2 separate regions of the Mus musculus genome follow, and region 1 is linked to region 2. A link is a loop called in an ENCODE intact Hi-C map of the cell type or tissue named here. Cell type or tissue: heart. All regions are shown on one strand. Each heading gives the region's core, and the rest is flanking DNA. Links, peaks and the distances in the headings are about the cores only.

Region 1 (10,891 bases), core at 1,818-9,817, 58 kb after region 2:
ACAAGCACATCCAAGAAAGGTGGCAAGGGAGCAGGAAAAGATCATGGCATTCAATAAATAATGTGTTGGCCCAGCTCCAAGTCCCCATGACATGTGATGATGAAGACTTGTTTAGAAGGAAGGGACAAAGAGCTTAAGCTGCGAATGAGTTGTTTATTTTGTTCAGCTGAATACCTGCAGTCACGTCACGTGAGTGACTGGACCAGAGAGCACACTGCCCTCGAGCCCTTCATGCTCCAGTGTAAGGTCCAAGAGAGACGCTTATGCTTACGTTTTCTCAGCTTGACTTAGTTGAGTGCCTACTATGTGCCAAGGTCCACATCTATCTTTTACAAAACTGGAGGGGAGGGCTAATAAGCAGTGTCACCCAGGGCCACTCTGTGCCTTTGGGGACTGGGAAACCCTACTGTAGAAAATTATCCTTATTGATACAGATATGGATAACAGTGAAAGAAGTAGCATGTCTAGAGGTTATGCAGTGGACAGTCTGTCCAACTGTCTCTAGCATGGTTACTGCCATAAGGCATAAGGAATTCAAGTGGTTTTGGTCCCTTAGAGCCAAGGCTCCATACTGACATGCTAAACAGCAGTTGTCAATGAACGGAAAGGTTACAGTTATTAAAGAGACTACACTGGTGCAGATTCCTGACTTCCTGTAGTCACTCTCCATCTGGTGAGGTAATTATGTTAGAGGCTGTACTGGGTTTACCCTCACTTCCCACAAGACTCCTGTTTTGAGGTCAACCCTCCCCACCGGCTCTCAGAAGTGACTTCCTGTGAAATAGGGTGCAATGTTTATTCTTCCTAGTCAGTGTAAGATCCTAGAAGATTAGTGAGGCACAGCTCTCCCGTCAGGGAGGGAGTGTTCATCCAGAAATGATTGCACCAGGAAGGCTCATTGATTAGAAATTTAAATAATCTATTGGCTTGGGGGTGGGGCATGAAACTTCCTGACTGGTTGCAGAAGATGTGTTCTGGGGGTGATCCCTCCTGGCGCTGTTCTCCCTGCCTCCTCTCCGCCTAGAGGTAAGGAAGTTCCCCCCTCACCCAGAGGTTCAGCATAAACTAAATAACCTGAAACCATGGGCCAAAATAAATCTCTCCTCCCTAAGTTGTTTTCTCAGGTGTTGTGTTCACAAGGGGAGGTGGTCGAGGAAGCTCACACCATAGGCCTGTATGCAGGTAACTGCTCTACTGAAATGGCTCCAGGGCAAGAGGCAGCTGCTTTTTCCAGGAAAAGCCAGAGAGTTGGGAGCCAGAGAGCTGCCCTAGACAACATGTAAGTGAGCGCTCCTGGCCGCATCCCAGTACAACGCTATTTATGGACACTAACATTTGAATTCTGTCATTTTTCAAATGTTAGAAAATATTATTCTTCTGATTCTTTTTTTTTTTTTAATTATTTTTTCAGAAGTATAAAAACCATTCCTAGCTCTCTGGAGCTACAAAAACACACACGGTGCTGAATTTGGGTTGGTGCTCTAGGTCCTGACATTTAGCTTTTCTGGGAAACAACTTAGAGCGAGCCAGGGTTGGGGAGGGGCAGGTTATCAAGCCTGCGCTACCCTTATTTACAGAGGCAGGCACAGAGGACCTGAGTTCTGGGGCGCAGAGTCAGACTTGGGGCACAGTCCCCTCCTCCCAGCCTGAGGGCGGTTGTTTCCAAAACAAAGCCTGCACCCAAGGGCCCTGGCTCAGCTTCCACATAACTATTTTCTGGAGCACTGTGTCTCTGAGCCTCCGAGTGATGGGTTGAGAAGTTTGCTTAGGCCAGGGATGGGGCAAAACAAGCTGAGGGTTGGGATCCTATCACCTTGGTGGTGTGCTTCAATTCCCAGCTCATGCTGGACCACACTAAGTCAGTGAGTACTCCTGCCTCAGCACCCGTCCTCCTGGTGATCCGAACTCAAGGGAGGTGAACTCATTTCATCAGAGACACGCAGCTGTAAAGTGGCAACCTCGAGATTGAAATCTACTACAACTGTATCATTGCTGGGAGTCCAGGGGTTTCATGATTGGACCCTCTCTGTCCTCCTGGTTGCCAGGAAGATGACGGGCCACCAGGGCATTTTTCAGTACTGGTAGGAGTCATTCTAGCTATGGGGCAAATGGCAGGACACAGGTACGAAGTAATAATGAAATAATGTTATGGTTGGGGCCACCACAGTCTAAGGAACCATATTAAAGGGTTGCAGCATTGGAAGGCTGAGAAGCACTGATATAAAGAGAAATGGGGTTGTGATGGCTCATTTGTGTGTTAGGGAGTATAACTGTGGCTGGGACATAAAAGCATTTAAGATGCGGGGGAGATGGCTCAGACAGCAAGGGGCTTGCTGTACAAATATGAAGACTTCGGTTGGAATTCTGAGCATCCCCAAAAAAGCTGGGTGTGGCACCCCTGTAATTGTAGATCTGAGGAATCAAAGACAGAGGCACTCCTGGTGCTTTCTGGCAGATAGTCTCATTGAATTGTTGTGCTCCAGATTTAGTGAAAGACTCTGCCTCAAAGGGGAAAAAAAAAAGGTGGCGAGCCACACAAGACACTGGGTATCAACCTCTGACCTCCACATGGACCCTTTCACATCCCCTCCTCACTCTGGAATAGCTACCTACACTTGTTATCATTTTCTGGGAGCCCAGTAACAAACCTGACCGGAGTCCACCATCCCAGCCAGTATTTAATTAAAGCTTGTTTCAGATTTGGCTCAAACACAGTGGTCTTATTCTTGACCAGTGGGATTAACAACAACTGTGAAGATCTGAGTTCTAATCCCCCAAACCTATATAAAATCGGATGTAGTAGTTCCTACTGCTAATCTCAGCACTCCTACAGAGATGTGGGAGGCAGAGACAATCACTGGAAACTGTGGTACAACAAGCCTGGTGCACACAATGAAAGGAAGAAACTGCTTCAGATAAGTCAAAAGGTTAAGACCAACACCTAAGGTTATCCTCTATAGTGGTTTGTATATGCTTGGCCTAGGGAGTGGCACTATTTGGAGGTGTGGCCTTGTTGGAGTAGGTGTGCCACTCTAGGCGTGAGTTTTAGTACCTTATTCCTAGCTGCCTGGAAGTCAGTATTCTGCTAGCAGCCTTCAGATGAAGATGTAGGACTCTCAGCTCCTCCTGCACCATGCCTGCCTGGATGCTGCCATGTTCTCTCCTTGATGATACTGGACTGAACCTCTGAACCTGTAAACCAGCCCCAATTAAATGTTGTCCTTATAAGAGTTGGCTTAGTCACGGTGTCTGTTCACAGCAGTAAAACTCTAACTAAGACATTCTCCAATCTCCATTTGTGCAAACACACACACACACACATACATACATACACACACACATACACACACATATACACAGACAGAGACAGAGACAAAGACAGAGAGATTCCTTTCAAGGGCTTATATACATCCTCTAACTAGACACACATCTTGACATTCCGACCAACCACTGAATGACACTCCCATCTGCTGCCCAAGTTTTCAACACATGAACCTTTAGGGGGAACATTCTACATTCCAGATTCAATATGAAACAGGCTAAATCTAGAAAGGGGGATTTTGCATGTAAATCATGAATATTCATATTAACCACATTAGGCAAAACATACCAACATACCTTGTGTGTGTGTGTGTGTGTGTGTGTGTGTGTGTGTGTGTGTGTGTGTGTTCACCCACATATATATGCTCATGTGTGCCAGAACTTGTAGAAAGCCAATATCTGAATAGGGACTCTTATGGATCAAGATCACTCAATTAGAATGTGATGTTGGAGGATGTAACATGGCCTTTCCTGGCTCTGGAACACTGACCAACACAGTGATACACTTATGGAGAGGGTCTGGCTCAATTGGCCCAGGTGGCCTGAGCTGTGCCTACTGGGCCTCTGCATCCACCAAAAGCAGGCAGCACTACTGCACCCTGCCTCTTGGGGTGCCCTTCCACTCTGACTCTGAAAGGTTCCAGATCTTTGCAGTGATGAGTTTTGAGTATCCAGGAGACCAAAACAGGCGAAATATGCCTGGCAGGTTATGAGATGAGTTCTGTTTGTAGTGAAGAATACATTCCTGTTGTCCCTACATTTGTTTGACCTGTCTGCACCAGATTTGCTTGATCGAATGTGGCAGAAGGTACAAGGGCAGGAAATACATCAAGATGTATGCTTGCCCTTGATTGGACCTGGTGGGAAATGTGGTGAATTATGGGTTTTACCTTTTAAGTCCCAGCAAAAAAAAAAAAAAGTGATTTGTGACCATTTTCCTGGGAACCAAGGGGTAGACCTGGCCAGAGTCCATCTTCCTGGCATGTATTTAATTAAAGTTTGCTTCAAATTCGGCTTTAAATTGTGGTAGTGATCGTATTCTCGAGCGGTGAACCAATAACCATTTTTCCAGTTCAAACAGGGACTGAGGAGCAGGGCGGAGAGACGCAGGGATTGGTGCCTGGTACACAGGAAAAGGCAGGAAGTCACTGGTGCCAACAGCTGCCACAGCTACCAAGCTGTGGGTCATCATGGGTGACATCTTACAAACCTACTGAGAGTGGCTTCACAGACTGTTCTCCTTACTAGGTGACTCTTTCTTTGACATTGTCTGTGTGGAGCCCCTCCCCAGACACCCTGCCTGCTCTTCTCTCTTTAGTCAGTTCTTCGCACTGTTATTACTGTGACAGCAGCTATCATTCACTCATCAAACAGAAATTTACGGACTGCCTACTATGTACCAGATACAATCTGGACCCTGCAGTTTCTATGGTTAGCAGGAGTCCAGAACATCCCTTCTCCGGAAGCCTATTTTCTGAAGGGAGGAAAGAGACTGCCAGTCACATCAATTCACATTTTATACAAAAGTAACTGTGAGACGACGGTGTCAGTGGTGAATCAGGGAACCCAGGAGGGCATGCCAGGAAGAGCGTGGGTGGCTTCTACCTGAGGTCTGCTCCTTCTCTAAATAAATCTCTTTCCTGTTGCTTTTTTTGGTCTGGGAGTAGAGGCAAGCTATAGTTTTGGCGTCAAACTCACTATGCAGTGAAGGATGGCCTTGAATTCCTGAATCTTCTGCTTCTACCTTATGAGTTCAAGAACCACTCCACTAGACTGAAATGGGGTGTGTGTGTGTGTGTGTGTGTGTGTGTAGGCGGGTGCTGCACGGAGGTATCCCCATGCAGAGGCCAGAGGAGGACATTGGTTGTGGGGACTTCGGGTGTCCTGTCCAGCCACACCCTGCTAGAGATTTGAACTCGGGTCTTTATGGATTTGCAACAAGCACTAGAACCCACTGAGTTCTCTCTCCAGCTTCCTAAAACTATTTTTTTTTTAGCTTTCTCCAAAATGAATCAGTATTTAAAAACAGAAGCTGTTTCCCCTCTAGAGAATTTACCCTCTCTGAAAACGGGACAGGAGAGAAGGCAGAGGTACCTGCCTAGCACTTACCCTGTGGCTGTGACTTTCATTGAAACGTTGTTGACAAGGTGGGGGTGTGTTGCTGTCTGCTGCAGTTTTAAGAACTAAGCAGTGGGCCCATCATTCTCTGGCTACCAAGTACTCAGTCATGAGGGAAACTGGATGGCTGTCCTGGGTGGGGGTTTTCCCATGCACCTTCAGCTCCACAGAGGAATCCTTGCTTCCAGCTACCTTGTGTGTGGGGCCCTTCCCTGGAAGAATGGCAGAGTGGTAACGTTCCGGAGTTCTTGGCCTAGACTCCAACCCCACCCCAAACACCTTGTTGAGCCAGCATTGTACAGCCTAGCCTCTCCCCAAGTCCTATGACTAGTCCTGATAATTTCCTCTCTGCAGCATGTGGAGCTCTGGGAATCTCTCATCTAGCGGCAGTTTATCTAGATCTCTCCCCACCCCACCCCCACCCGCACCGCTCTCAGCAGTTCCTCCACCTGGCAGTCAGCGTCCTAAGCCCACCATTCCCCAGGGGCATCCCGGTACCCAGACGCAAAGGCAGTCTAAGCGCTGAGCGAGGAGAGCCAGACCGGAGCAAAAACCGCACATCCTATACCTTTGACAGTAGTTCACTGATGGAGGAAACTTCCAGAATCCAGCCTCAGAATAGCAGGCTTCAAATCCCATCTCTGTTGGTTTCCAGTTCCTGGCTGTGTTAACGTACTTATCTGAACTTGAGAAGAAGGGTGTGGGACCCTATATGTCCTATATATATACTGAAATGTACCTACTTAGCAGTCATGGTAGCTCAGTTTCTGGAATGTAATAGATTTGGCTGAAACAAAGTTACAAATTCAATTCCTTTGCCACATGTCAAGATTATGGTGTCTTTACTCCCTCAATTTCACCTCCCTTTTCTTTACCTCAGCTTTCTTTCTCTAAAATGGGCAAGAGGGATCTGAGTCGGACAGTGATTCACCCTAACACCCCAGCCAGCAGCACGGGGTGGAGGGGGGGATAGGGAGGAAGGGGGAAGCGAGGATGGCGGGGGCGGTGAGAAGCAGTTGTCTCACGTAGCTATGCAAAACTACTACGGGCAAGGCAGGTTACTTTCACTTTGCAGGGGCTTCAGCTCAGTGGCCTTGATTAAGCTTATAGAGAGGGAGAGAGTTGAGAAGGGAGGAGTTTCCCAAGCCCCTGCTGAGAAGAAAGAGCGGCTGCCTTGTCCGTGTACAAACTTCTAGGGTGCAGGTGTCAGGCTGCACGTTCCAGCCCTCCCCCTACCACCGCCCATTGTGGATCTGGCCAAGCTCAGTCCACTTCCGGCCTAGTGATTTCTGGGAGGGTGTGAGCTGCAGCACATCTCTCTTGAAGTGGGCGTGGCTGCCGGAGGAGCCACCGCCCTCCTGGATCTTCAGACCGCAGCCTTCCACTTCTCCAGCTTGGGAAGGTAGCCGCGAAGCAGGGACAGAGGAAAGAATACACATATCCCAGAGTAGCAGCCAAGGGCCCCCTTGAGGTTCTAGAGCTGAACCCACACCGCGCCCCCTGCTCTTTCTAGAGTTGAATCCACAAGAGAGAAAGTCTCTATTACAGGGCCCCTGAAAAGGAGAGACATGGGCAAGGCTCTCCATTCTTGTTCTTCCTGTGGTTTCTTGCAGATCTTCAAACAGTCCTTAACTGTCTGTGCCTCTCTCTCTGGGGACCTGGGACACAAGCCATGCAGAAGGCAAAGCACTCTATGTGGGAAGGGGCCAGCACGGATGAGAAGATAGCCTGCCAGTGACCCCTGCCACCTCCCATCTCAGTAGGATTTGGAGGCTGATAATACCTCTTTATGCTCCTTCCCTGCCACGTGGGTGCTCAGCCAAAAGGACATGGGAACACCACCTCCCCGTTTGTATGACACAGAACGTGCTCCCATCTAGCTGGCGTATGGTCATCCATCATTTTATTCCTTGACATATTTATTTGCCTACTTGTCTTGACCCTGGGCTGGGCCCTAACTTCTTCCTGGGCCTAACACTTCTTAGGTGGCAGAGAGGATGAGGAGACCACCAGACCAGTGCAGGTTGCTACAAACCAGTCCAACAGTTCCCATGTGCTGCCCACCTAAGGTATATCCCAGGCTCCTCTGCACAGGAAGTCCCTGAACATTCAATCAGCAACTAGGGGAGAGCACAGACGGAAGAAGGCTGAGAAAGCCTTTTCTGCTATTTTTTCCCCACAGTCATCTGTTTAGAGGATGACTGGCACAGAGAAAAGAACTCAAGGGTGGTGGGAAGCTATTTGACATTTGTGGGCATCTCAGATCCACTCAGAGACCAAGACATCCTCCCATTCCTCCCTGGTTAATATCCACTCCCAAGAGATTACCCAGCTTCTTGGAGTTGGGATGTAGCTCAGTTGCTAGAGTGCTTGCCTGGCATGCCCAAAGCCCTGAGTTTGATCCTCACTCAGCATCACAGAAACTAGGCACTGTAGTGGAATTCTGTTATCCCAGTACTTGAAGGTAGACGCAGGAGGATCGGAAATTCAAGGTCATCCTTGGCTATATGGCAAGGCTACCTGAGCTACATCATACTCTCTCTTTTAAAAAGACCTCCCTCCCATTGATGCCTCACCTGCTCTTGAACCTCGTCTAAATGAAGAATATGACGACTCTTTTCAGCCTCCTTCCCACTGGCCAGTGCTCAGCCTTTTCTCTGCCCTAGGGCCCACCACCTCTTGGGTAGGCCATCAGAGGTTCTTGAAGGTGTGCATAAGGGGGCCATAAGCAGGGTTTATTCACCTTTATGTTGTCCACCACATTGTGAGTGACTGAAACCCATGCAGATGTATTACCTCACTTCTCTGGAGAGGTCAGCTGACTGAAGGGGGTGTTTCTAGAAAAAAAAGGTGTGTTAGTTTGTTTCTTCAGGCTTCGTGGGGATCCACTTGCTAGGTGCTTCTAGCTTCTGGTGGTTCATGCATGCTTCTATTCCATGCCCTTCCTCCACCCACCATCTGGACCTGTGGTCACCCTTCTCTTTCCCTCAGATTTCCTCACACTGTTGCCATCAGGGTGACTCAGGGCAATGCCCTCGTCTCAGGACCCTTAACTTAAACAAACTTGTTTAAAGTCCTTTTACTATATAAGGTAACATATTCCTAGTCTCGGGTGAGAACATAGACTTCTATTTAGGGGAGAGGCATGGACACAGTTCAGCCGTGACTCTGACCCCTGGGAGCACCCATCTGCAGTTATGAAACCATCAGCCCAGTGAGGGTCCCCAAGGCTTTGCTGAGTTTGCAGAAGGTGGCATTTTGCTCTCCTGGGATCGGTTGCCCACAGGGTACAAGCCAAGGCTGCTACAAACCCTGTGAGTGCTTGAGGGCAGTGTTCCTGACTCTGAGGACATCAAAGAGGAAGGAGAGTATGTCATGTGACATACATGTGCACAACACGCATGTGCACACACACACTGTGCATGCACATGCAAGCATTATACATATACGGTATACACATACATATAACATGCATGTACACATGCAGATATATACATACAAATATAACATATATATGTATATGAGCATGTACTTGTGGGGTATTCTCAAGTCTGTGTATAATTGTCATGGGGCCTGAATATGGTCATGCCTGCATCTTCTAGTCCTTCCACATTTCGGTCACTGGAGCTGCCATGTTTCCCTGGGGCTGGAGACTGCCTGAGTTGATTGAAGAAACCTTAGGAACATGTGCCTGTAATGCCATTCATGGGAAGACTCTAGGCTCAGGAGAAAGCTGAGCTTGTGACTGTGGCCACATTCCCACTTGCGGACTTCTCCACAGTCTCCCTAGATCCCTGGCCTTGCTTGCACTATGCATGCTCCCCTCACTCATTCCATTGTGCCTTCCTACTTCATAGACCTGGAGTCCCCCAGCAAACCCCACCAGTCATGCAAGTGGGGGACCTGGTCCCTAGCTGCACTCATTCTTCCTTTCAGAGTATTGCCCACATTCCTGGCTCCTACCTGGTTTCTATGCTCACTAGACTTTCACACAAGACATCCCTGTCTTGTCTCTGAAGATAACCAGTCCTGTTTCACAGAACAGAAGCCAGAGGCTCTGTTGCCTGCCCACTGTCACCTCCCAAGTTCCTGTCAACGCCATTCCTAGAGTTAGATCTGGTCCTGATCTGGGGCTGCTCCCAGGGTGACTGGCTCTGCTGTGCAGGGGCACTGGCCTCCTGTGAACAGCTTCTAAATGTTCCCCACACCCTCCATAGGATGATCTCCCAATGGGACTACTTGTTACAGCCTAGAATGTACCCTCTAAAACTTGATTGGCAGGCTGGCTGTAGTCCATATTCAGCCACAGTAGGCCCTGTTGATGCTATACATTTTAAGCTTCCTCTTTTCTTCTACCCCCAGTCCTTTCTTCCTCCTATTCCTCTACCCCTCCTTCAATCCCTCTCTCCACCCCTCCTTTCTTCCCTCTCCCTCTTGATCTCCCTCCTCCTCTGTTTTCTGCCCCTTCCCCCCATCTTCCGTTTTCAATTCCTTACCCCTCTCCTCGGCAGCTTTGCTGTGTGTTTCCAACCTGTGATTTAAAACCATCTTAAGGTCTCCACTTAGCTGGCTCTGGGGAAAGTATTGCCTGGCAGAGTGTAATGGTTTTAAAAACAGAGCGAAGACTCCAGGTGAAGCAAGCAGCAGGACCCTAAATGACTATAATTCTGGTGTCCAGCCTGTGATAAGGCTGGCTCTTGGGTGGCTCCTTCTCCATCGGTAATGATGGTGCTAGGTAATAAGAACGTAAGTCTTCAATGTGGAAGGTCAGTGGAGCTTAGGAACATCCAGAAGTCACTGTAGCTTGGGGAAGCTTCCAGGAAGTCCCTGAAGGATTTGAATCTGAGTTACAGAGAAGAACATTCAGGAGAGGTCAGGGGTGCAGAGCATGAGATGGTCTAGGAATGACCAGAGATTAGGGAGTGTGACCTCCCTGCTGGTCTGTTCTTTTCTTGGCCCTGATGTGCTGCTATCTCTGTCAGACACCATACAACAGTGGTTTTCAACCTGTGGGTCACAACCTCTTGGGGGTTTGGATGACCCTTTCACAGGGGTTGCATATCAGATACTTGCATATTAGATATTTACATTACGATTCACAACACTATCGAAATTACAATTATGAAGTATCAATGGAAATAATTTTATGGTTGGGGATCACCACAGCATGAGGCATTGTACTAAAGGGTAGCAAACATTAGGTAGGTTGAGAGCCACTGGCAAAGAGGTCTAGCTGAGGCCAGAACAAGTTAGCAAGGTGCTCTGTGTCACTTGCGTACGAAAAGTTATTGTGCTGTGAGCCCTCTGATGTAGAGATGTCAGCTTTCTAATGGGCTCCACTGTCTCCTTGCAGGTGAAGTAGCTCCTAATCTCCAAGGCTTCAGGGCCATGAGACAAGACACCAGAGGGAACTCAGAACTGCCCAGAGACTTTGCATTTCTACGTGTCCTAA
Region 2 (10,891 bases), core at 1,872-9,871:
GTTTCTTCCACTCCCCTCAGCCTCTGTTAGGAGAGAGAGAAGCCGATCTGTAGCCTTTGGTTCCTGGGCATCAGACATCATTCAATAAGCCATGTGGGCAGGGTTAGTGGAACAGACCCCCAAAACAGTGATAGAACCAGCAACCGTCTAGGTCTGTGACAGTCTAAAGGTCTGGAGACCATAGAAGGATAGATACACAGTGGATATTGAGAACCTAGAGGGTGGCTTCACCTGTGCCCGTCAAAGAAGCCCCTGACATGCAGTGTGGGGGAGGCCCTAGATAACCCTGCACAGAGGACAGAGGGACAGCTGTATGCCCTCAGGAACTGGCAGTTGGAACCACAGGTTCTATCATAGCCAGGTGGCTATGAGGTGGGAAAGATTGGATCTAGGCAGCTCAGCCACAAAGGCCTGGCTAGCCAATTTTCAGATAGCATCAGCTCTCCTCTTTGTCATCCTCTCCTGTGCCGCAGGTGTTACCTAAGACCTCTAAAAAGCACCAGAGGGTGAAGAAAGAAAGCAGGGACCAGCAGAGTAGTGCCCCGAGCTTTCAGCCTCAAAGTTAGTAAATGCGTCATCAGCCAAGCCCGGCCTGGAACCTGCTTCCGCCTGCTGAACCCCATCTTGACCTTCCTAACCTCTCTGCTCATTTAGCTTTTACCCTGGCTCCGCCTGCCCAGGGTCTGCCCCATGGCAACCGCTTTAACCCTTTCTCCAGAGCCTAATCCGGATCTTGCACACCCTACCAGATGAACATGGGTAACTCCTGCTGCCCCCCACCTCCTTGCACAATCACTTTAACCATTTCCCAAGAGCCTGATCTGGACTTTGCTCAACCCACCCTAGTAGGTAGACATGGGTTCCTCCTGCACCTCTAGGCACAATCACTTTAGCCCTTTCCCAAGTCTGCTTCCGAGCCAAAGTTTTCCAAGCACTTTCTGCCCGAAAGCTCTTCCTTCCTTGCCTCCTGTGACCCAGCATTGCCTGTTTAAACTTTGCTTTCTCCTGCCCACGTCTTGTAATCCTCCTGATTGGTCTGAATGCATTTCCAATGATGTCAGGGAGTCTGCCTTCCTCAGCCTCGGCTCCATTTTATTTATTGTTGAATATTTCCAATTATTCAAATCAAAGTGAATAAAAAAAGAGCTATTTTATTGTTTGGGCGTGTTCGGAGTTCTGCTTTGGTGCAGTTTCTCGTCGATGGTTCTGTTCAGTCCTGAGATGGCTGGATGCATCATCTCCTGGGGTCTCCTGGGATGTTGCTCTCCTCCCCATTGGAAGGGGACTCTGGAGACAGAGTGGAGCCATTCCCTGTGGTGGGACTGTTGTGAGTTACCTAACCTCTGCTCTCGTCCATCACATGGACTTAACAATCTTCAGGGGGCCCTGAGATCAGAAACAAAACATCCCAGGAGGCCCAAGTGGACAGGGCCAGTGGCGCTGATGTTTGCTTGGCTGAGGCCCAATGTACACAGAGGAGATAGCCACACCCTGGGAGGAACACAGGACAGGTCTAAATGACACAAGTGCTCTTCCTTGGATTTTTAAAGAACTATTTTCAGAAGCCTTAGAATGGAACTTTGCCATGTGAAGTTGGTGTGTGCCAGTAACCCCTCCCTCATGATTGGTACAGCGCTTTACAGTTTATATGCCACCTCGCTTGCTCTTGCTTGTCCAAGACATCATGTACAGGTGTGGCCCTAGAGCCAGGCAGTGTGGGGGCCACTGCCTAACTGTGTGAGCCCGAGCAGCTTGCTGTGCCTGACCTCCATGGTAAAGCTGGGATGGTGACACACCCGAGTATACACACGCATTAAGCACCGAGTTATTACAGGTAACGGGCTTAGCAAGGAACCCAGCACTGGGCAGCGGCACTTCAGCAACACCAGGAAGGGTGGCCAGGCTCCAGCCCTGTCTGACTTTATCCTTGCTCCCTGTATCTCTGTCCCTGCCTCCTGTCCTCAGCGAAAGGCTTCGCCATGCATCTTCTCCAGGAGGCTTCTTCATCTCTAGAATTCCTTTTCTTCCATCATATCTGTTTCTTCCCCAGAGGTCATGATCATTCATTATCAAAACACACGCACAATATACATACAAACTTCAGACACACACATAACCTACGTGAACACACACAACACAAAGAGACAACACACACAACACACTACACATACACAGTGTAAACAGACACAACACACACCACATATACACATATGCATATGTGCATATATAAAACATTAATGTACATATAACATATCACACATATGCACATACAGTCAGTCAACACAGACCTCACACATAAAATACATAAACACACATCACAACACAGCATGTACACTGCACATATAGAGTACATGAAAACCACCATGCACAACACAGCATCACACACAACACACACATCATCATACCATACCAAAACACCACACACACATACACACACACACACACACACACACACACACACACACTCCAGACCCTATTGCACAACTGAAACCATAAGCCACTCTGTTAGTTGTGCAGTAGCCAAGCAGCCACACGGTGGCAGCATGCTCTAGTGGGTCCCTGAGGACCCTGGCTTCCTTCCTTTGTCCCCTGTACTTCTATTTCCTCATGCTGGTCTTAGGCCCGAGTTCCTGGAATGTACATTAGCAGAAAAGCACTAGGGGTTTCCTGGCACCTCCTGCATATAGTGGCCTTAAACAGCACCCAGCCCTTGGGACATCCCATCTGACCACAATGTCTTGGAGAATGCAGAGTCCTCAAGGCTGCTCCTGTGTTTGATATAAGGTATTTCAGCATCAGTGGATTTTGAAATCATTAAAGAGCTAGCACAAGTCCCTTGATACACAGGTATGACTGTGTCCTCAGAGGCCCATCCCTTACTACATAGTAGTGGACTTTAGAGGCCCAGCACCCGCACGCTGGGAGAGCTAAGCAGGGGTTGCTGGGGAGGCATTGGCCTCTGCTTCAGCCTCTCGTACTCACCACGGGTATCCCTGAGGATGTGGTTGAGGTACTCCTACCACCATAGGACTTTCTCCTCACTTCCCACCCCTCAGGTCCTACACGGGGACTGTCCAGGGCCCGAGCCAGAAGGTAAAGTGAATCCGCTGCCACGTGCATTACTAAATTATGTCGCCCTAGTTCTCAGTTACCTCACAGAGACCGGCTGTTGCTGGTTCTCACATCTAGAATCTTGCAAACTTTCAGCTTCAGTACTGCAGACTAAGGTGGACAGACACACACACACATAGACACACACACATGTGCACATATACACACACATGTGCACACATATACATATCCAAACACATACACACAATACACACACTCACATTCCTATACACACTCACACATATACACAAATACATACACACACACACACACACACACACACTCACATATACATACACACAATACACACACAAACACACACACACACACGAAACTAAATGAACACTTCAGATGGTCAAGATGACAAAAGGGACCATCCATAGCTCCTTGCAATGCTAAGCCTTACACTCTAATCTATAGCAGAAGAGAACATACTTAACTTCCACTGTTTGCTGATTTAGCTTCTCCATCACTTCAACTGGTCCCTGAAGCAGGTCTAGGATTTATGTCTGAGATGTTTTGTCACAGGAGTAGAGCCTGATCAGGTGAGTCTGGATCACAACTGCCTATAGGTGAAGGAGTGATCTGAGGAGAGACAACTGTGCAAGAAATAGAAGAAAGAGCTAGAGAGGCCACCAGTCCCCAGGGATATACATGAACGCAGTGGGACATGGAGGACCACTGTACAAGCTGAGTCAAACCACATCGACCCACCTGCAGTTCACCAGCACAGGGAAACACAGGCAGCCAAGTGGTGGGGTCAGGCTATTGAGGCCAAGCAGTTGGGTTGCATACAGCACAAAGATAGTGCCAGAATCTCTCATGGGGGAAAATGATGGTGGAGTCCTTTTCTGGATGGTGTCATTGGACAACAGAAAGGATGGGAAAGTGACAAAGGTCAGGGCTGTGGGTGCTCTGGACACTGCAGGTGTGGTCCACAATCAGGGAGTCAAGCCATTTCTCTCCGGTCCTCTTCCACTTAGCATAGGTGTATTCCTTGCCCATGGCAGACCTAAAACAAAAGATCTTGGTTTCTTCTTTGAGCTCTCAAGTCAGGGTTCCATGAATACTATTGAAATGGAAAGTTCCATGGGCTAAGGGCTTCTCAGCCTTAAGCTCCTAGGTGCAGCCTCCTCTCGTGGCCTCCTTGGCTGCCTCTGGACTCTGAGACACACTCTTCCTCCATACTTTCCAGCATTTGGACTAGCTTTGTGAAAGCATTGCCCCAAGCAAGAAGCTCAAGTTGACTGGGTCTACTCATGGATGAAGAGTTTCTTCCCTGCAGGAGGAGCTCTGGTTGGAACAAGGGTACCCATGGGTCCTTGGAATCGGTGATCAAAGCCTGCATCCTCTATAGATGGACCTCTATAGAGTAAAAGGGATGCCACAGTTTGTGCCACGAGAAAATGCAGGCTTAGTATATTCTTCATCTAACAGAAGACTATCAAGGGCAATGGGTACTGCAAATGGCTGTGGGCAAGAATAGGACTCTGCCAGGAGAAGGTTGGAAGCCATGGTAACAGATAACCAGACAGCAGTAACGCTCATAAAAAAAAAAGTATTGCTTTTGGCCTCATATGTATTAATTTGATGAGGCATAGCATCTTGAGGAAAAGAAGCAGACTCAGGCAGACATGTAGTGCGTCAGAGGGTAGAGCTAGCAAACACATCAAAAGTGAGGTCTCGGTCACTGTGTCCTGAACACTGATCATGACATTTGGTACCTGGGGGATGAGAACTCTAGGTGGTGTTCCTAGCACAAGAATTCTAGACATGAGCCCTACACAGTGGTTTGAGCCAGGAAAGCAAAACCAGCCCATGGCTGCCCAGTTTCTTCTGACCCCGTCCTTGGCTTAACGGTGCTAGCTGGAGTGTTCATGGGTGGTGGCCACCAGAGGGTGCAACAGAGCCATCTTAGTCAAGATCTCATGTCTGTTTAGCTGAAAAGCAGAAGCTTTTGAAAAGGCACACACCTGTGAACAAAGTCAGACCTTTAGAGGACTTTGCTATAGACACGAGCAAGCCCAACACCTTTCCAATAAGATCGCTGTCTCTGTCACTCACCTGAGTAAACCAGTCAAGAAAACAGGCCCAAAAGGGGACAGCCAAAGTCCCCAGCCAGTGTGGACAGGATAATAAATGTTCTCTTCCCACGGTTCACATGAAACCCAGGTCCACTGGAAACCTAGGACCTGAAACTTGTTCTTGGTTATCTATTATTTCTGAACTGTATGCCTATGAGAGAGCTTGATCTGAATCATGGTTTATTAATCTGTAAGAGGGTATTAAATGACATGGTAGACATGAAAAATTGTGCCAGCCATTTTCTGAGATTTTCTATGTGTCTAACATGTATTATGTTCCTCCTGAAATTCTCCCAAGAGACTGAGGTGGCAGTGGTATCTGCACCATACCTATGACTATAATGCTATATGCCTGTGGTCACCCTGTTCATAACTCCTCAGCCAAGAACAAAGACCAGAGCTGATTGTATATCTGTCAGGCCAGAGTAGGCTAATGCTGCAAAAACAAATAAGCTTCAAGTCCCACTAATGGAGAACAAGGCTAGTTTCTTTTAGGAGCAGTTTCAGGGATTTTGTGCTTTCCTTCATGTAGTGACCCAGCCAGTCATGAAAGACATTATTACCAACTTCACCTCCTTCAGCACATAGCCTTCAAGGTCACTGTACAGGAAACTGGTAATGCCTCATAAGCTCTCAAATGTCTCCAGTTAGATCTGATACCCACCACTTCCATATAGGTCCATTGACCAGCAGGAGTTTCATTGCCCAAACAACATCATAATGGGAAAATGAATGGTGGGATAAAAGTTCCAGAATCCTCGAGGGCAACCGGCCACCTCTGCCAAAATCTCTCCTTGATGTCAGAGATCCTGTCCTAGACTTAGAGCCAATTCGTGACAGCTCACCAGGTCTGCTCTGGTCAACCCTGGTTGATCAGAAGGCTTAAAAGATGCAAGCAGTAGGACGGGCTATAGAGAGGCAACCCAGGGGACAGGATGCCCAGCATCAGAGAATAGAGAATGAGGCTGCTCACCCCAGTTGCAGTTGTGTGCAAGCAAAGGCAGAGAGGGCTTGGTGGAGATGCTTGAACATCAGGGAGAATACAATGGAAAGATTGCAGATTGGCCAGAAATCCAAGCTATGCTCATTCCCAGGGACTTCAGGGTGGGTGCTTCTGTGTGCTGACTTTAGTTCCTAAAGTACACACTGGAAGGCTTGAGTACGATGTTTGTATCTCAAGGTTCCATCCAACCATGCCATTCCACTCTCAGAGGTCCTAGAAAGGCAGAGACACTGAACGTGGTTTTTCTTCTGAATGCCCAGCATCTAGCAAAGTACCAGGTACCTGGTTGGCAGGTGTATCAGAATCATGTTGGTTGCCAATAATACTAGATAGGATGGATGTTAACCTGTACTTAGAGCATAAACATTCCAGCCAGGCCTCTGGGTTCCCCTCACCTGCTTCTCACATGCCTCAGGACAGGCAGCCTCACTGACATACACATTTTACACAAATCTAGCATTCCAAGAGATGAGTCGTACTGCCCAGAGCCACACAGCTCAGCTCAGCAGCAGCGGACCTCAATGGGAACCAGGCACTCAGACTCTGAGCCTACGCTGTCTGCCCCTCTCCTGCCACGGTACCCTGGAATAGCTAAATGGTGTACACACCATCAAGATATCTGAAACTGTGTCGGCCACCTCAACACCAAACTCCCAGAGAGAAACTGGGCGGAGTGTGGTGTGAGATCGTGCAAACGGTGAGAACTGCTCTGCCCTCAAGGCCAGGGAAACTGATCTCTAAGTCTTGTTCCACACAGAGTTACCCTGGAGAGGAGCCCCTGGGCTGGTGCATCATCAGAGCACCAGGCAGGCAGGGAAGGCTGGGGCTTCCAAAGAGGTTCATTTTGCAGAAACATACCGAGTTAGGGATGCGGAGATGACTGTGTAGTCCACAGGCCAGATGCACCAAGCTGGATGCTGGGCACACCACCAGACTTCACCAGATGGTAGAGCCTTCCCAGCTGAAGGGCCCGAAGCCCTCTTGTACTTCCCATGGCTTGCCTCTGTCCTTGTTTACATCCTTCTTGAACACCTTGCAGGTCCCTCATCTCCCAACACCACATTCCTGTACCTAGACTGACCAAGGCTCCTCCTTCCTCCCACTTCCCACAAACTAGCAACACTGCTCTTGACCTTTGGAGACAAACTCTCCTCACTTAGGGCTCCATATGCTTCCACCTTCTAAGATGTGTTCTAGCATGTTTATTCTCTTCAACTCCACAGATCCTAACCACACACCTCCTTCCTTCACTGTCCCTGTTTGTCTGATTCTCCATTACAGAACAGGTGTGCCCAGAGCTCAAAGTAGAGACCTGAGAAGTCTCACTATGTCACCTCCTCCCTTTGCCTATCCAACGTCAGTCCGGCCCTTCTGCCACTAAAAGAGACATGGTTCATAACCATACTTTCCATGCCCCTATTCCCTCTGCGTGTGTTCAGGATATTTCTATCTTCCAGTCATATAAAAGCCAACCCATCATCAATCGCTTTCTCTGCTACCTGTCTTGGCACTCACCCATCTGCATGCTGTATATACAGACAGTTGGTCTAAAACACAAGCCAGTATACATCAGTCATTTGCAGCCGCATCTATCCTACATAGCATCTTCTCACTGACCAGGTCTCAGCTCACAGGCTTTTGTACACATGGGATCCAGGATGTCTCTACTTTCTTTCGTAGTTCTTGGCCAAACATTTATATGCAGAAGGCAGAAGTACTACAGGGATGGGCTTCTTCACACCCCATGCACATTTAAGATCTGGTTCCTATCATGTCCTCTAACACCCAGTGAAGAACATCAAAAACAACCTCAGATTCTTTGATATTCCTCCTCTGAAGTTTCCCCTCACTGTTAACAAAAATGACAGGAATCATTGTACTACTTAAATTAGCTCACCAAACTGTGGAAGTTTCAAATTCCTGGTTCCATAACCAGGGTTAGGGTTAGGGTTAGGGTTAGGATATTCTGCACCCCCCAGAGAACTGCCCCAATTTGTATCAAGTAGAGCAGAGAAGAGCCCTCCCCACTCAGACCTGCCTCATACATAGGCTTCTGAGCTAGGGGAAGTGAGAGCCCTATATTTTGGGGCAGTCTTTTACATAGCAGTGTACCAAAAGAGATGGCAAAGTTTAAAGTTAAAGGTGAGAAAAGGACCCTCCTCCCACCATGAATCGTAGCAGGGTACACAGGAAATGGAGCTCTGTCTCCACTCTTGTCAGTGCATCACGGTGACCATTCTAACCCCATGCATAAACCTTCCCTGTGTTTCACAACAAGCCAAGAAAAAGCCACAGCAAGTGCACTGCTGTGGGTAAGAATGTAAATCAGTAGAGTTACTGTGAAAAACAATGTGCGGTCTTCAAAACAACTAAAAATAGAACTTCCGTGTGATCCAGTGTTTCCTATTCTGAGTATATCGCAAGGAAAAAAAAAATCATGTCAGAATCCCTGCGCCTTGTGTTCACCTCAACACTGTTCAGTCAAGAGATGGAATAAACATTGGTGACCCTATCCACATATGAGTGGGTGAGGAAGCAAGAACACAGTCCACAGGAGTTCTGTCAACCTCCAAAAGAATGTAGGAAATCCTGTCCGCTTGGCATGATGAACCTGAAGGACGCTGTATTCAATGAAATGAGTCAGGAGGGCAGATCATGCATGATCTCACTTAGGCATGGAATCTGAAGAAGTCAAAACAGAAGCAGAGGGCACAACGAGGGTTATTAGAGGTTGAAGAAGCACTGGGCAGATGCTAGTCAAAAGACAAAGTTGTTTTTGAACAGGAGTCGTAAGTCCAAGAGACCTGGTTTGTCACGTATTATAACCACCATGTAATGTATCCTCAGACATTGCCTTAAGTGAGGAATGAAGCCAGGTCAGGTCAGGGAGGAGTGTCCAGGTACATAGAAAAGCCACATGCAAAGTCTCCCTGCCACCGTTTCTGCCTCTTTAAAGGAAGAATAATTAAATCTCTGGAATAAATACAAAAACTTGTGAAGATCTTCAGATATTTGCTAACATGTGTCGAGTGTCCTAAATAAAGACCAGAGGTGTGGTGAGAGAAGATATCAACAATCCTCTTCATCCCTTCTGAATAATTTCTTACTAGCATTTTCAAAAGTGTGCGTTTGTGCATGTTTATGCATATGCTCACACATTAACCCGCATCTCCATGAGGAGTGTCAGAAAAATATGCAGACACCTCTGCTCACATATGGAGGCCAAGGGACAGCCTTGAGGAGTCAGTTCTCTCCTTCCACCATGAGACACATCAATTTAGCTCCGGTCACCAGGCTTGTATCGAACACTTCTTCCCAGTGGTCCATCATTCCCGTCCCCGAAGCAAATCCTTTAAAAGACCTACAGAATGGGAGAAAATAATATCCCTCTCAAAAGCTTCATTTCCCAGAATACATACAGTGCCCTTGCAACTTAACAAAAATCAAGCAATTCAGTTTAAAAGTAGAGAAAGTAGGCTGGGGAGATGACTCAGAGGGTCAACTGATCCTTGCACAAGAGAGACCCAAGCTCAGAATCACAGAACACTTCTGAGTAGTAGCTTGTGTCTCTCTACTCCTGCCCCCCAAATTGAAGGATAGGAGAATCCTGACATGTTTGCAAGCCAACTAGCCTGCCATAAACAGTGTGATGGTGAATAGCAGGAGTTCTTGTCTCAAACAAGGTGGAAGGCGAGAACCTACACTGGGGGGGGGGGTGTTCCTCTGTTAATGTACATCCACTGTGAAATAGGTGCCTGTACTCACAGCAAGAATGTGCCACCACCACCACTGTCACTGCCACAGCCACCGCCACCGCCACCACCACCGCCACCACCACCGCCACTCACTCCACACGCACTCACAAATTAACTATGTAAATAAAGAGTGATGGGGTTATTTGTGTAGATGATTCTCCAAAGGAGGCATACACATGAAAACCTCTAGAACATTCACCACCAGGAAAAAGCAAACTCACAATGACCCTGAGGAAACACTTCACACACACCAGCCAACATGATTGGAATCAGCACAGTGGAAAACAACCAGTGTGGATGAGAAGTGGGTAAGCTGGCACACCTGGGCCTTGCTGCCAAGATGAAATGGCACGGCTGCCGAGGAAAATAGTTTGGCAGATCCTCAAAAAGTTAAGCCAAGTTAGCCCATGATCCAGCAATCCTATTCCTAGATATGCATTGCAGATAGTAACAAGCAGGTTGGCAAATACCCCCATCCACAGCAGAGGAAATGAGAGAGCAACCCCCACATTCACCAGCAGCAGAGTGGAGGGAGCAATGTCTGCTCCTTCCACATAGTGCCATGTTAGTCAGTCACAGAAGTTACTTGTATTTACACTTCAGTGTGGACAACCACCAAAAGCATGGTACTGAGGGACAGAAGAAGGAGCCAATTGCCTGTTCTATGACTCCTTAGTATCCACAATTTGTAAATTCCCACAAACCAGAGGCAGAACAAGGCTGGAGGACAGAGTTCAAGTGGTAGAATGCCTGCCTAGCAGGCACAAAGATGTAGGTTGGAGCTCCAACATGGAATAAGCCAGGCATGGTGAAAATACCTGTAACCAGGTGCTTGGCAAACGGAGGCAGGAGAGTCAGGGCTATACAGCAAGCCCGGACTACACAAGGCCCTGTCCCCCAAAATGGAAATAGTGGTTTTTAGGGGCTGAGGGTAAGGA

What was found. Hi-C counts contacts between places; a loop is a spot of excess contacts. Peaks named below come from ENCODE experiments on the same cell type or tissue, not always from the same donor. Only the 100,000 strongest peaks of a DNase experiment are listed, where the experiment ranks them.
Region 1: a loop joins it to region 2, with 4 times the contacts of the local background. A loop is called at or near these places in 6 of 42 quality-filtered maps.

What each region holds. Positions count from the first base shown.
Region 1 is chr15:67,035,370-67,046,260 of GRCm38, reverse strand. Gm31342 (a long non-coding RNA gene) reads right to left here and starts at 6,668. Exons shown (of 3, transcript XR_384160.3): 1 at 6,008-6,668; 2 at 5,431-5,651; 3 at 3,153-3,192. In heart, for the core only: a CTCF peak has its summit at 3,924; DNase peaks (open chromatin) are centred at 5,810 and 6,710; H3K4me3 peaks cover 1,562 bases; H3K27ac peaks cover 1,765 bases.
Region 2 is chr15:67,093,143-67,104,033 of GRCm38, reverse strand. St3gal1 (ST3 beta-galactoside alpha-2,3-sialyltransferase 1) reads left to right here. Exons shown (of 9, transcript NM_009177.4): 9 at 1-1,159. Among named protein-coding and RNA genes, the nearest start is that of Gm31342, 59 kb to the right of the region's middle. In heart, for the core only: CTCF peaks have their summits at 2,550 (motif pointing right) and 4,994 (motif pointing right); DNase peaks (open chromatin) are centred at 2,583 and 4,983; H3K27ac peaks cover 435 bases.